Linked DNA regions of Homo sapiens: region 1 is linked to region 2. The links are chromatin loops, found by intact Hi-C in ENCODE. Cell type or tissue: heart right ventricle. All regions are shown on one strand. Links, peaks and the distances in the headings refer to the core of each region. The heading gives the core; the rest is flanking DNA. Region 1 has its middle 20 kb from the start of NANOGP8. Region 2 overlaps LOC105370764 (a long non-coding RNA gene).

Region 1 (2,917 bases), core at 217-2,716, 61 kb before region 2:
TCTGTGCCAAAAGGCTTGCAGAGCCTGGATGGCCCAGAATTCCAATCTAGGCTCAGTAATATGTGACATTTTCACAAGGCAGGTGGCTCCATGCTGGAGTTTCCCATCACCCTAGAATCTCACGCTGAACTAGTAATGAACAGGAGTTCATCATAAGGTAGTGTAGTGACCGATTCTCTCCCAGTCATGAGCACACTTAACCATACTGTTTCATCTGTGGCTGGGTGACCCAACAACAGAATATTCTAGAAGTCTAAGTCTGACCTCTGTAAAGAGGAGTAGGAAATTGTCATAGAGGAAGAGTCCTACTTGCTGCAATTTCCACAGGGTAGGAAAAAATCCTGTCACTGCCATATAGGGCCCCTTACCACTGGCTGTCTCTGGACTTGCAACCATGCATAGATACACACACATAATTAGAATAGCCTTAGCCATCTTATTATCAATATTAAAAAAAATTGGCCAGTACTTTTATTTTATTTATTTATTTATTTTTTCCTGAGAGAGAGTCTCACTCTGTCACCCAGGCTGGAGTGCAGTGGTGCAATCTCAGCTCACTGCAACCTCTGCCTCCCGGGTTCAAGCGATTCTCCTGCCTTAGCCTCCTGAGTAGCTGGGATTACAGGCGTGCACCACCACGCCTGGCTAATTTTTGTATTTTTTTAGTAGAGATGGAGTTTCACAATGTTGGTCAGGCTGATCTCCAACTCCTGACTTCATGATGCGCCCACCTCGGCCTCCCAAAGTGTTGGGATTACAGGCGTGAGCCACCGAAAAATTGGCCAGTTCTGTAGTGTCTTTTCCTTTCCGAATTTCATGATACTGTTGAGAAAAGCCTGATCTTTCTTGCCAAGATACAGCACTGTCTTCCCAGTGCCTGTTAATCCTCTTTTATTTTATTTTATTATTTAAGTGAAGAAAGCTTACTGAGCTGAAAAAAACATTTAGATTGTGACTTCAAAATTGTGACCAGAGAAGGCTGAATTTGCGAGTTGTTTAAAGAAATGAAAAGCAGCCCAGATGAAAAGCTGGAAAGGCTCAGGAAGAAACACAGGTGATGGGAAAGGAAAATAATCTACCCCCAGGCTGAGTAGGGAGCAAACCGAAAAAGACAATACGGAATAAGACCACATTATGTCTAACTGAAAATTGTTGTCAATCTTTCCTCTCCAAAAAAAAAAAAAAAGATGTTCTAATATGTAAGAATAAATGCATGTGTCAAATGGGGTTGTTTGCAAACACTCAATTATTATTGCACAGCAGGAGCACACGGCTCTCTTACTCTCTCTTTTGAGCTGGGTGACAACGACAGGAAGAAGACATCTAAAACATGTTTACATTTTAGCAGAGAGGCCTTCTGGAGGAAAGTCAATCCATAAATCTAAGACATAAATAAACAAGCCACCATCTTAGGCAATGTTCTTGAAAAAAGGACAGGAGACAAATCCGCCTTAAGTTGATAGGTTGACGTTGGAAAAGCGGACCTGGATTCTGTTTGCTTCAATAGAGGACCATAATTGCTGTTCTCTGTAACCTCAGGTCCTCCCCTCCTGGCACACACACCCATGGACCCTTCCCAGAGATCAACATGACTACCTCTGCAGCATGTTGAGTTATGTCGTTGGCCTCTTTGGCTCAGCATTAGTTGTGGAGCCTAGGAATTCGTACGTTGGATTTTCTGGATATGCCTTGGTTTGATTTGTTACTATTCCTTTGCTTTAAGTGGTAGAATCTGTTTTTCTTTTTTTTTTAATTTACATATATCATAATAAGCCATAAGTAAGAGCAGTAATGTGACTAATACAAATTTTACATTCTATAATATTATTAGTATGAACTTTGGTAACCCTATGGGGTGATTTTAATTTTGTTTTGACTGTTAAGAGAACTGATTATGACTTAAACTCTTCTTCAAGATAAAAAATTCTATTATGAACCCTAGATTCAGTACTTCAAACAGGAAAACCTTAGCTTTATTTTGGATACTCAGTGAAGTGATATATTCCTGGACAAATGAGGGGAGAGAAGAGGGCGGCAGGGAGGGGGAAGGGTCTTGAACGCAACTATTCCTCTAGATCAGCATCTCTATATCAGTTCTTAAGTAACAGACCAAACTCAGTCGTAAATGGTTTGTTCTGAAAAATGCAACTGAGTATTTTCTTAAGGAATGAAGCCTGGGAACAATCAAATAGACCAGAAGGGTGAGAACTATTTTCTCTTCAGTGGTTAATTCAGTGCCTGGCATAGAAAAAGTATTGTATAAATTATATATATATATTTAATTTAACTTAATTTTATTTTTTGAGACAGAGTCTCGCTCTGTCGCCCAGGCTGGAGTGCAGTGCGGCGATCTTGGCTCACTGCAACCTCTGCCTCCCAGGTTCAGCAATTCTCCTGCCTCAGCCTCCTGAGTAGCTGGGATTACAGGCATGAGCCACCGCGCCCGGCCTAAATAATATTTTTAATGAATGGATGTGCCATTATCCTCCATTAGTATATTTATCAAGCATCTAACAAAACACCAAAAATTGATTGAGATCAATCACCACTGTATTTAAAGTTTTCAACTTGCCCTACTAACAATACTTTGTCAGCATTCCAGGTGGATGGCAGAATGAACTGACTTACCCTTCATGGCCTGGCCTCTTTATCTTTAAAAGCTGAAAGATGGCCAGGTGCGGTGGCTCACGCCTGTAATCCCAGAACTTTGGGAGACTGAGGCGGGTGGATCACGAGGTCAGGAGTTCCAGACCAGCCTGACCAACCTGGTGAAAGCTCATCTCTACTAAATACAAAAAATTAGCCAGGCGTGGTGGTGCATGCCTGTAATCCCAACCACTTGGGAGGCTGAGGCAGGAGAATTGCTTGAACCCAGGAGGTGGAGATTGCAGTGAGCCTAGATTGCGCCATTGCACTC
Region 2 (2,917 bases), core at 329-2,828:
TGATCCGCCCACCTCGGCCTCCCAGAGTGCTGGGATTACAGGTGTGAGTGCCCGCCCCGCTTCCCATGGTTTTTCTGCACCTCACCCACACCTGTATACAAAATCTCTTTATTAAATCTTCTTCAAGTGATCCCAATTTGAGAATGCCACTGTGTCCTGATGGGTCCCCGACAAATGCAGCACACCCATGAGTTCAAATTGAGTTGGGTCTGGTTTTCCTGACAAATAGGTTAAGAAAAGCTTTGAGCTTTTTGAACTTTTGGGATTTCAGAATGAAAGATAAGATTTTGTGAATCCATACACTATACTGTCTTTTTCTTCTGTTTACACACACTGTTCTCTCCACTTAGAATGTCCTTCCTTTTCTTGTCCACCTGGCTAACTTTTATTTAGCCTTTAAACATCATCTGTCCAATGAACATCAAGGGTAAATTACCATGGACCAATCCTCTGTAGACAACCCACCATCCAACAGTCCTGGGCATGTGTAAATGCAACAGCCTTGGAGAACTTGTGTGAGAATGGGGCTTGGAGCCTCCACCTCTTCGTTCAAGTGATTCTCCTGCCTCAGCCTCCCAAGTAGCTGGGATTTACAGTCATGCACCACCACACCATGTCCCGCTAATTTTTTTTTTTTTTTTTTTTGAGACAGAGTCTGACTCTGTCACCCAGGCTGGAGTGCAGTGGTGCGATCTCAGCTCATTGCAACCTCTGTCTCCCGGATTCAAGCAATTCTCCTGCCTCAGCCTCCAGAGTAGCTGGGATTACAGGCATGTGCCACTACGACCGGCTAATTTTTTTTTTGCATTTTCTTATTAGTAGAGATGGGGTTTCACCATATTGGCCAGGCTGGTCTCAAACTCCTGACCTTGTGATCCACCTGCCTCGACCTCCCAAAGTGCTGGGATTACAGGCGTGAGCCACCGCACTCGGCTCATTCTTGTATTTTTAGTGGAGACAGGGTTTCACCATGTTGGCCAGGCTGGTCTCAAACTTTTGACCTCAAGAGATCTGCCCACCTCAGCCTCCCAAAGTGCTGGCATTACAGGCATGAGCCACTGCACCAGGCCCACATCACTTTTTAAGAATATTGCCTGGGTGCGGTGGCTCACGCCTGTAATCCCAGCACTTTGGGAGGCCGAGGCGGGTGGATCACGAGGTCAGGAGTTCGAGACCAATCTGGCCAACATGGTGAAATCCCATCTCTACTAAAAGTACAAAAATTAGCTGGGCGTGGTGGCATGCACTTGTAATCCCAGCTACTCGGGGACTGAGACAGGAGAATCACTTAGACCCGGGAGGTGAGGTGGAAGTTGCAGTGAGCCGAGATTGTGCCACTGCAGTCCAGCCTGGGCGACAGACTGAGACTCTGTTTCAAAAAAAAAAAAAAAAAATATTATAATCACACCCCAGAAATGGGTTACCATGCACAGTGCGGAATACATAAAACTAAACAAGATTTATTGACAAACGCTTTCAAACTTTGTTGAACAATGAACCAAATTGTTAACTAAAATTTTAAATGCAGCTTCATTAGTTTTTTGCCATTTCCACTTTTCTTACTGGTTCTTCCCATTTTCAGTGGCTTGCTCTCCTGAGCAGGGACAGGAATTCCTGTCCTAAAGTTGGATGACATCTGGCTGGAACCATAAGATGTGTGCTGTGACAGAAACCAGAGCAGCTGGCAATCTGGGAACTGGAACTGTCTTCGTCGATTTTGAATATTTGGTCACCTTATCTGAGATTACCCATAAACTCACTTTTTTTAAGTCTCTCTGAAGGCAGCTTTTATTGTGTAATTTAAAAAGAATTTTTTTATGTTTTTTAATGATCTGGGTTAATTTTAAACAAGGATTTATGAAATGTGAGCTGGTGCCAGGAAAACGTGGATCAATTGTTGCTTCCCTAGAGGAAATAGTGGTCTTTTAATAATAGATCTTAATAAAGTGTCTATATTTCTTTTAGGACTTAAAAAATAGACAAAGCAAAATATGGGTTAAGTAAGGTTTTGTGGTTTGCTTGAAAACTAAATTGTACATGGCCTGAATAAGAAAAAAAAAAGTTCTAATTAGACTCTTGGTTCTAGCAAGTAGATACTCATTTAGATGTCCTTAAGAAAAGGTGTTAATTATATGAGTATCATATCACTTAGGATTAACATTGGCTATATGTGACAGACATCCAAAACAGTGGTGGCTTAAATTAGATAGTACTTATCTTTCTTGTAAAACTCCAGAGATAGGCAGTCCGGAACTGGCCTGGCTCCACGTCAATGGACCAGCATACTTTTCTGCTGCAGACTACTAGGATTTCGGTCAATACATAGAAAATCTAGCCAACCGAAAGGAAAGGGGAGGATAAATGGAATTTCCCCTTCCTTTAAAGATGTGTCTAGGAAATTGCATACCCCACTTCCTCTGACAGCACATTAAACAGAATATAATCAAATGGCAGAGCTTACCTGATTGGAAGTTTGAGCAGTGTAGTTCTCATACCAGAAAGCTATGTCCCCAGCTAAAAAGTGAAAGGTTCCTTAGATAGGAAGATGGCAAAGACAGATGTTGGGGAAAATGAGTAGTTCTTTTAAACTTAAAGAATTATCCATCCCATCTGATAAGCCGTTAGGCTCAATTTCTGCAGCCTCTGCCTTTCCTTCTTAAATAGCCAGCCATCTCCTTGTTCTTTAATCTAGGGGTAAAGAGAATTACAAAAAGAATTAGTCTTCTATGTTTACTTGACACTTTGCCCCTGTAGGGCAGAGCCTGCCATGTCAGGACAGTTTGTGGGTGGCTGGAGCTGGAACCAATCAAACCCTAACCATGAGCCTGGAAAACAAGGTCTAGTTAGGAATCACGAAGAGAAAAACGAATGCTGCGGAAGCCATCAACAAATACCACAATGTCTAAGAGGCAGCTCT

The links. Hi-C counts contacts between places; a loop is a spot of excess contacts. Peaks named below come from ENCODE experiments on the same cell type or tissue, not always from the same donor. Only the 100,000 strongest peaks of a DNase experiment are listed, where the experiment ranks them.
Region 1: a loop joins it to region 2, with 6 times the contacts of the local background. A loop is called at or near these places in 1 of 110 quality-filtered maps.

What each region holds. Positions count from the first base shown.
Region 1 is chr15:35,063,438-35,066,354 of GRCh38, reverse strand. No RefSeq gene overlaps it. Among named protein-coding and RNA genes, the nearest start is that of NANOGP8, 20 kb to the left of the region's middle. In heart right ventricle, for the core only: no CTCF peak of the experiment used is centred there; no DNase peak of the experiment used is centred there.
Region 2 is chr15:35,002,897-35,005,813 of GRCh38, reverse strand. It overlaps LOC105370764 (a long non-coding RNA gene), which reads right to left. Exons shown (of 5, transcript NR_188212.1): 3 at 2,462-2,688. It overlaps LOC105370763 (a long non-coding RNA gene), which reads left to right. Exons shown (of 3, transcript XR_932098.3): 3 at 1,583-2,463. Among named protein-coding and RNA genes, the nearest start is that of ZNF770, 16 kb to the right of the region's middle. In heart right ventricle, for the core only: no CTCF peak of the experiment used is centred there; a DNase peak (open chromatin) is centred at 1,670.